Regions from separate parts of the Homo sapiens genome. Here region 2 is linked to region 1. A link is an interaction called in ENCODE POLR2A ChIA-PET data of the cell type or tissue named here. Cell type or tissue: A673. All regions are shown on one strand. Each heading gives the region's core, and the rest is flanking DNA. Links, peaks and the distances in the headings are about the cores only. Region 1 overlaps USP15 (ubiquitin specific peptidase 15). Region 2 overlaps PPM1H (protein phosphatase, Mg2+/Mn2+ dependent 1H).

Region 1 (4,326 bases), core at 327-4,326:
CAATTTGTGGAAAAGTATAGAAATTCTATTTATAGTTACTTAGACATTTTTAAGATATAGAGTTTTATCTCCCAAAGTACTTAATAAATCCTTTACAGTTATACAGTAGCCTCCTTTTATCTGCAGTTTCACTTTCTGCGGGTTAACTGTCAACTGTGGTACTCTCACTACTCTTGCATTTTGGGTCATTATTAAATAAAATAAGGGATACTTGAACATAAGGATTGTGATACTGCAACAGTCAACCTGATAACCAAGAGGGCTTGAAGGCAGTTTGGGTGGAATGGCACAGTATTTCATCATGCTATGCAGCACACATGTAATTTAAAACCTATAAATTATTTCTGAAATCTTCCATTTACATCACAATGCCTATGTCATTTACCTCATGTCATCTCATCACCTATGCATTTTATCATCTCACACTATTACAAAAAGGGTAAGTACAGTACAGTAAGGTATTTTGAGAAACCACATCCACATAACTTTTACAGAATATTGTCATAACTGTCCTATTTTATTATTAATTGTTGCTGTTAATCTTCCTGTGGCTAATTTATAAGTTAAACTTATTTATTTATTTTTTTTTGGAGACAGGGTCTTGCTCTGTCACCCAGGCTGGAGTGCAGTGGGGCATGATCACAGCTCACTGTAGTCTCAACCTCCCTGGCTCAAGTGATCTTCCCACCTCAGTCTCCTGAGTAGCTGGGACTACAGGCATGTGCCACAAACTCAGCTAATTTTGTTTATTTTTTGTAGAGATGAGATATCACTACGTTGCCCAGGATGGTTTCAAGCTCCTGGGCTCAAGGTGCCCTCCCACTTTGGCCTCCGAAAGTGCTGGGATTACAGACATGAGCCAGTGTGCCTGGCCTATAAATTAAACTTTATTATATGTAAGCATAGGAAAAAGCAGTGTATATAAGGTTTGCTACTATTTGCAGGTTCAGGCATCCACTGAGGGTCTTGGAACTTATACTCTGCAGATAAAAAGGGACTGCGGTACTAAAAGTATATACTTGGTAAACCTTCTATAATGTCATACATTTCTATGTCAACTGTCTATTGTCATATATTTCTGTATCAACTATCTTTCCTAGATCTTGTAGTGACTTCTTTCTGTACAATGATACTATTATGATAGGAGACTTTCCCATTTGATGATATTTAATTGCTTTCAATACTATCTTCAATTGAAAAAGGGCACCATATTTCTCTTAGGGCTATCTACACAATTTTATGGTAATGAAACATCAGGAAAGTAGAAAAATAGGAGAATCTGGCCAGGTGCTGTGGCTCACGCCTGTAATCCCAGCACTGTGGGAGGCCAAGATGGCTGGATCACTTGAGGCCAGGAGTTCAAGACCAGCCTGGCCCACATGTTGAAACCCCGTCTCCACTAAAAATACAAAAATTAGTCAAGTGTGGTGGCGCATACTTTTGTAACCCCAGCTACTCAGGAGGCTGAGGCACAAGAATTGCTTGAACCCAGGAGGTGGAGGTTGCACTGAGCTGAGAGCATGCCACTGCACTCCAGCCTGGGCAATAGAGCAAGATTCTGTCTCAAAAAGCAAACAGAAAAAGAAAAATAGGAGAATCTACTCCAGAAACAATGTATAGTGTTGTTAGGTATATATTAGAAAGATGAGATTAGAAGACGTAGACAAGAAAGAAGACTAAGAAAGGTAAGATTAGATGACACAGACAAATAAATGAAAAGATTTTATTTCAATACATTTATATAGATCTGTTGCACTGTAAAAACTATACTTCTACATCTATGAAATCTGCCAAAATTCCCAATGTTCAATCTGAACTGATAAAATACTAGAACGGAATCAACAGATTACAAAGACTACAAACAATGAACAAAGACCTGAATTCATATATTCTCAATGGTATTCTTAATCCTTATATACTATTAGGGTCCAGATAAGCCCAATTTTCACTTTGAGTTTCTTTTATGGACTTAAAGTCATTAGGATATCAACCAATACAAATAGTTATAACTATGTAGGATGAAGTCTAAAATGCTTAACATTGTCTAAAAGGTCTTGCATGATCTAATCCCTAGCTACCTCTTTAGACTCAGCTGGTACCATTTTTCTTTGTGCCCAGATCCAGCTGCAAGAGCCTTCTTTCATTTCCTTGACACACCATTTTCTGCCTCATAACCCCTTCTACCTAGAAAATTCCCTTATTCTTTTCAACATGTAGAGCTATGGTCTGAATGCGTGTGTCTCCTCCCCCAGAATTAATGTTAAAATCCTAACCCCCAAGGATAGGGAATTAGGAGGTGATTAGATCATAAGGGCAGAGTCCTCACGAATGGAATTTATGCCTTTATAAAAGAGGCTCCCAGAGAGACACCTCATCCCTTCCACTATAGCTAGAAGGTTCCATCTATGAACCAGAAAGTATGCTGTGTCCTCCTCACCAGACACAGAACCTGCCAGTACCTAGTCATCTTGGACTTACCAGCCTCCAGAACAGTGACAAATAAATTTGCTGTTTTTAAGCCACTTACAGGTACTTTGTTATAGCAGCCTGAAGGGGCTAAGACACATAGTTAACAACTATAATCTTTCACATATCTGCCTAAATGTCACTGCTTCAGGGAATCCCTCCATAACCCTCTCCCCACTTCCCCAGAAAGTCTGGAAGAAAAACAAAGTGGAAATCTCAGTTTCCTCATTACTAAGCCTCTTTATTAAGCTTAATTTATTATTAATTATTAACATATTAAGGTTAATTATTACCTTTATTAAGTTTAATAACAAAATCACTAATATTTGAGTTTTACTCTTGAGCCATGTGCATACTTCTAAGCACATTCATATATTTTCATTTACCCAATGAAGTAGGTACTATTATCTTAATTTCAGATGGAGTATATATACACACAGAAATTAACTTGCCCAAGGTTACAAAGTGTCAAAGCTGTGATTAAGAAAATGTGATATTGGCATAGAGAGAAGTAAAAAGACCAATGAAAACAGTGGAAAGAAATAAGAGCCAGACTCACATATATATGAAGACATATGTCAAAAGCATCATTACAAACTAATAGGCAAAGATGGACTATTCTATAAAAGGTACTGGCACAACAGATCATGCATAAAGGAAAAAATCAATTACAGCTCTATCTTATTATACATGCAGTCGGTTCTTTTCTAATGCTTGTTTTTGAAAATTTCAAGGTGTTACAACACTTAATTAGGCAAATCAAAACCACAATGAGATATCACCTCACACGTGTTAGGATGGCTATTATTGAAAAAAACAAAAGGTAACTGTTGGTGAGGATGTGGAGAAATTGGAACTCTTGTAGACTATATAATATGGTGCACTGGCTATGGAAAATGGTATGAAGGTTCCTCAAAAAATTAAAAATAGAATGACCATATGATCCAGCAATCCTACTTTTGGGTACATATCCAAAAGGATTAAAATCAGAGTCCTGAAGATATATGTACTATCATGTTTACTGCAGCATTATTCACAATAGCCAAGATGCGGAAACAACCTTAATGTCTTTTGATGGATGAAAGAATAAAGAAAAATGGAGTACTATTTAGCCTGAAAAAAGAAAATCCTGCCATATGCAGCAACATGGATGAACCTGAAGGTCACTATGCTAAATGAAGTAAATGAGTCACAGAAAGACAAATCCTGCATGATTCCACTTATGAGGTATCTAAAACATCATAGTCATAGAAACAGAGTAAAATGGTGACTGCCAGGGGCTGGGGAAAGGAAGAAATAAGGAGGTGATGATATTCAGTGGGTATAAAGTTTCAGTTATGCAAAATGAGTAAGTCTATTGTACAATATTGTGCCTATAGTTAACAATATTATATTGTACAGAAAAAAATTAAGAGGGCAGCGCTCATGTTAAGTATTCTTACTACAATGAAAAAAGTTGATATAGACAGTTCAACTTACGGTGTGACTTAAGATTTTTGGACTTTATAATGGTGTGAAACTGATAAGCATTCAGCAGAAACCATATTTCTAATATCCATACGATGATTCTGTTTTTCATTTTCAGTACAGTAGTCAATGCTTTATTATAAAACAGATTTTCTGTTAGCTGGTTTTGCCCAACTGTAGATTAATTTAAGTGTTCTAAGCATGTTTAAGGTAGGCTAGTCTAACCTATATTGTATGGTACGTTAGGCATATTAAATGGATTTTTTACTTACAATATTTTCAATTTCTAATGAGTTTAGCAGGCTGTAACTCCATCATTAAGTTGAGGACCATCTGTATACAGTCATGCACTGCATAATGACTTTCTTGCCAATGACAAACTACATATATGAT
Region 2 (4,400 bases), core at 238-4,237, 420 kb before region 1:
GTGCTCAGTAAATACTTGCAAATGAATCCAATAGAACCCATTGTTTTTATCTGGTCAAAGCCTGAGCTCCTAATTTGGAAGCTACTTAGAGCAGGTTCTGTTCTTCTACCAAACTTTGAGCTGTGGGTAGGGACCCATTCACAGGATTGTGAAATCAGTTTAGTATATGGAGAGCAGCATTTTAAACAAATTGAATAGCACAGGATAGAAAGAAAATATCGGTGTATATCACATAGTTAGGGTAAATATTGTTTTTTGCCGTGTGTTTGTGCATATGTTGGGTTAACAGGATTGATATATTTCTTACCACCGGTGAAACCTCTGCTGTAACCCAGTAGAGTCTCCCAAAGAACATTGACCAGCAAAATGAGAGCAATCTCTGTTGCCTCTTGCTATTTTCCATAGGCCTGGTGAGAAGAAGAATCTTTAGGCCAAAAGAGAGAAATGTTTACTACTCTCAGAACTCCAGGCAGGGTCTGGCTCAGGCGTGCTGATAGGGAGAAGTGGGGAGGTAGGCATTTTCCTAGGGACTGTTGGTTAAACCTACCAATCAGGTGATTTCCTCCAGGGCAGCTGCATTGTCGGGGACCAGAGCTTGGGCCCCATTATGGAGAGTTTTCATGGAGGAAAAAAAGCCAGCAGCCTTTCTTGTGGCTAAGGAGATGAGCAGGTGGTAGCCAGGTATGCACAAGCTAGGCTGCTACCAGCCCTCTTCTGTTTATCACCAAATATTAATCACACTCACAATTCAAAGGTACTATTTGTGCCTGAATCTAACTTGCACTATATTAGCAGAAGTCTATCAGGTTGTTCACAGCTTAAGGCCTATAGGCTTCAACTAATTTAAAGAACACTCCAAGGACCAAAGAAAGAAAACAAGGTAGCATTTGTTTGGAGAGCTTCCATCCCACAGGGTAACTTTCCCAGGGATCATATCATTCAGATACCTACTGAAAATATCTTCCAACACATAAATTCAGGAACCCAATGAGCCAAAATATGACCCCCAAAACTAGATTTATACATACTTAAAGCCTGCTATACAATGATGAGCCTGGGGCGAGATGTTGGGTCCATCTCCAAACATTCTAAGCCCCAAAACTCCCAGCTGGATAGAGGGTGTTTCGCAGCCTCTTCAGACTCACCCTGGGGACTGATCCTTGCTCCACAACCCTGACTTGAGCCTGCTGTTGTTAAGCATGCCTCAGATTCACTCTCCTTCACAGTGCAGCTCTGTCTTTCCAGCAGACAGTTTCCATCCAAAGGCAAAGTGAATCTTAGAAACCGGGAAAAAAAGACTCTAAAAGATGACATTTAAAATATAATAGTAAGATCTAACCAAACATCAGACTCTTCTTGTGTTGCCTTAAAGGACACACACACACACACACACACACACACACACACACACACGCTTTCTCTCTCTTTCATGTAGTGAGGGGGGAAGAGCTGGCTGCCTGCTGTAAGGCCGCTTGAAGGTTCAGAAAGCAGCCTCCATTTACTGAGCACTGTGGTTAGACTTGGGGCCTGATTCCTTTGGAAATACAGATGGCTGGCAGAAAAAAAGGAAGCACGAGGTGGTTGCCAATCCTGCATTGCTTTTTGCAGGAAGGTCTCAGGAGAGTGGGTGTGGGGAGAGGGGAGTCAAGGGAGAGCCTCTGTGGATTCCAGAATTGCTTAACTGGGGTCATGCCAAGCTCTTAAAAGCCACAAGTAGCATTTGGGCTCCAGGCTTATGTCTGTTCCTGTCCAGCCAGGCCTGGGTGGTGTTTCATCCCAGGCCTCCTGAGATTTAAGCTACTGCTGAGATTTTGTTATAGAAAGGCAAGAAGGGGGACCGAAGATGTTTCTGTGCTCCGGCCTCCTCCCAAACCCAACCAGCCCCTGTGGAATGTGCCTCTGCCGGGCTAGGACTTGGTTTCTAATGAGAAGAAAACAAGGCTGCCTGTGGCTTTCTCCTCCCTCCTGGAGGGGCACTGAGCTCCCAGCTAAGGAAAAAAAAAAAAAAAAAGGGCTCCTTTTATGACTATTTCAATCTAACCCAGCTATACCTTCTTTAGATTATTATCTCTGAGGCATCCTTCTGAGTATCTGAGTCCTCATTTTAGAGGAGAACAATGGACTGTTCTGGATAAAGTTGCACGGGTATGCTCCTTCATGCTTACAGTAGAAAAAGTATGAATTAGGTGGCTTGATTGCTCAGCAGGAAGTGGTTTTTCCTACGGGGATGTGCTGTGTCTTCCTGCTTACGGTTGCCTGTTAGCTCTACATCTGCATGGAAGAAAGAATGAGGCTCCGAAGACCTTAATAGCCACAACTGATGGCCAAATAGCACCTTATCCTTCACAAAGGATGTTCCCAGACATGTTTGCCCTTAATCCTTGCAACCATCCTATGAAGTGTCCAGTTGAAGAGGCAGATTCAGTGAGGTCTGAGGGATTTTCCCAGGTTCATACAGCCAGTTCACATGACGATTGAGATGTGACTTCAGAACCTCTGACCCCAAGCCTGGTGTGCTTTAATACCACAGTGGGCTCTGCCAGGAGGGAAGAGAGACTCCAGGAAGGAAGATCCCCAGGGGAGAAGAGGCAGCCAAGGCAATGTCTAGAGATTAGTGGAAGAATGTGACTCACTGGTGTGTGTCATTGGAGCTGCACAAGTGAATTGTTGAGATTATGCTGTCCCCGAAGGGAGCATAATAGGGTCCCCTGTTATACCCCCCGGAGGGGATCACGTTCCTCTCGTTCCTCTTAAATGACTTTGAAGTCTTGCTAAGGGAATTAAGACTTAGGGAAACAAGTGGTATTTCTCTCTCTCTCTCTCTCTCTCTCTCTCTCTCTCTCTGTAGCTCAAGGTCATGACTTAGAAGAGAAGGGAGATCGTGGGAAGTGATTTATGTTGATGATGCCAAAGTGTGAACTCTAGGTTCCTGGCCCATGGGTTAAGCAATCAGAGTAGGGGCTCTTCCTGGAAATGGAGGAATCCAGCAAAGACTAGGAAGAACTTTAAAGGAGGAACTTGCCTTTAAACCAAGTTAGAAAATTGTCTTGGTAACACCATATACACTGGTGAATAGCTGTGGCAAAAAAACTGCCATTCTGACGTGGTACTAAGGAACTGAGAAAGGAATAGACGAGAGAATCATAAATGTTATTTTTTATGATTTTATAACTATTTGTATATATACTAATAATAAAGGGGAACTTGAAATTTTAATATAAGTAGGTAAACATATGTCAGAGGTATCACCAATGGGAACCCAGCCATGAATATTAGCCATAGAAAAGCTAGCTATTAAGGCAGAGTGAATGGGGGATATCTTTAGAGGGAAACTGACATGCTAAGGGAGAGATACCAGCCTTTGTTCATTCATTCATCCATTTAGCTTGTGTCTACTTTATGTCTACCATGTGCTTGCACAATTGTAGATACAAAGATAGACAGGTAAATAGGAAGAAAGTCTGTGCCTTTATGGAGTTAATGTGCAGGATGTTGGGACAGAAGGTAAACAAATTAATAAGAGCATTTCAGATTGTGCTTGAAGCACTGAAGCAGGATGAGCAGGAGCAGAGAACGCCAGACTTGTAGATGAGTGGTCAGGGGAGGCCTTTCCAAGTGATGTCCAGGAGCCAGCATGGCAGGATCAAAGGGAAGAATGGCCCAGACAGAAGGAATGACCAGGCCCCCTGGTGTGTCAAAAAAAAAAAACAAACAAACAAGAAAGCCATTGTTACAAGGCGTAGCAGAGTGATCGACGATGTCAGAGTGCAAAGGCCAGATCATGGAGGGCCTCATCATTGGATTGTATTTTAAGATGACGGGAATTCAGTGGAGAACTTTAAGGTGGAGAGTGATGCTTGTGGATTAAAAGAGAAATGTGGGAGATTTGCTAGCAGGCCTCCCAGCTATGAGGACAGTGTGAGCAAAGCTTTACTGAAGGGATGTATAAAATTGCCACAAAGACAAAGTATGTTTATGGTGGAGAAGTCCTATAACTGCTGCTCATTAGGGTAAAAGGGCTTCGGTGTGGCTGCATGGGCATCTCAAATTCAGATGTTCATAGAGAATGTCTGAGCCTGTAAGGACAGCACCTAGCCCACTAGGGCAAAGGTGGGAAAGGGGTGCTTGTGAGTGAGCATCAGCCGGAACAGCATAGTCAGACATAGAAAGCAGCCGAACAAGGAGACTCTTTGCTTTTGTTTTGCAAATATATTATGGAACAAGAAAATACGAATAAAGCCTCTGCATAGGGAAGGTAGTATTAATTTGCTTGCTTAACCAAATATTTATTGGGTACCCATTATATGTTGAGCACTCTTGTAGGTATAGGAGATGCCATAGGTAGCAAAACAAAAATCTATCCCCATAGAACTTAAAGGGCATGAAGAAGCAGTAGAAAA

Evidence for each region. Peaks named below come from ENCODE experiments on the same cell type or tissue, not always from the same donor. Only the 100,000 strongest peaks of a DNase experiment are listed, where the experiment ranks them.
Region 2: POLR2A ChIA-PET joins it to region 1 with 5 read pairs; 1 of 35 experiments calls an interaction of 5 or more read pairs at or near these places.

Annotation. Positions count from the first base shown.
Region 1 is chr12:62,278,594-62,282,919 of GRCh38, reverse strand. The region is part of intron 1 of USP15 (ubiquitin specific peptidase 15); the gene reads right to left. Among named protein-coding and RNA genes, the nearest start is that of USP15, 20 kb to the right of the region's middle. In A673, for the core only: no CTCF peak of the experiment used is centred there; no DNase peak of the experiment used is centred there; H3K27ac peaks cover 351 bases.
Region 2 is chr12:62,700,989-62,705,388 of GRCh38, reverse strand. All of the region lies in intron 6 of PPM1H (protein phosphatase, Mg2+/Mn2+ dependent 1H), which reads left to right. Among named protein-coding and RNA genes, the nearest start is that of MIRLET7I, 100 kb to the right of the region's middle. RefSeq lists enhancers at 971-1,572, 2,781-3,384. In A673, for the core only: no CTCF peak of the experiment used is centred there; DNase peaks (open chromatin) are centred at 1,928, 2,228 and 2,618; H3K27ac peaks cover 1,643 bases.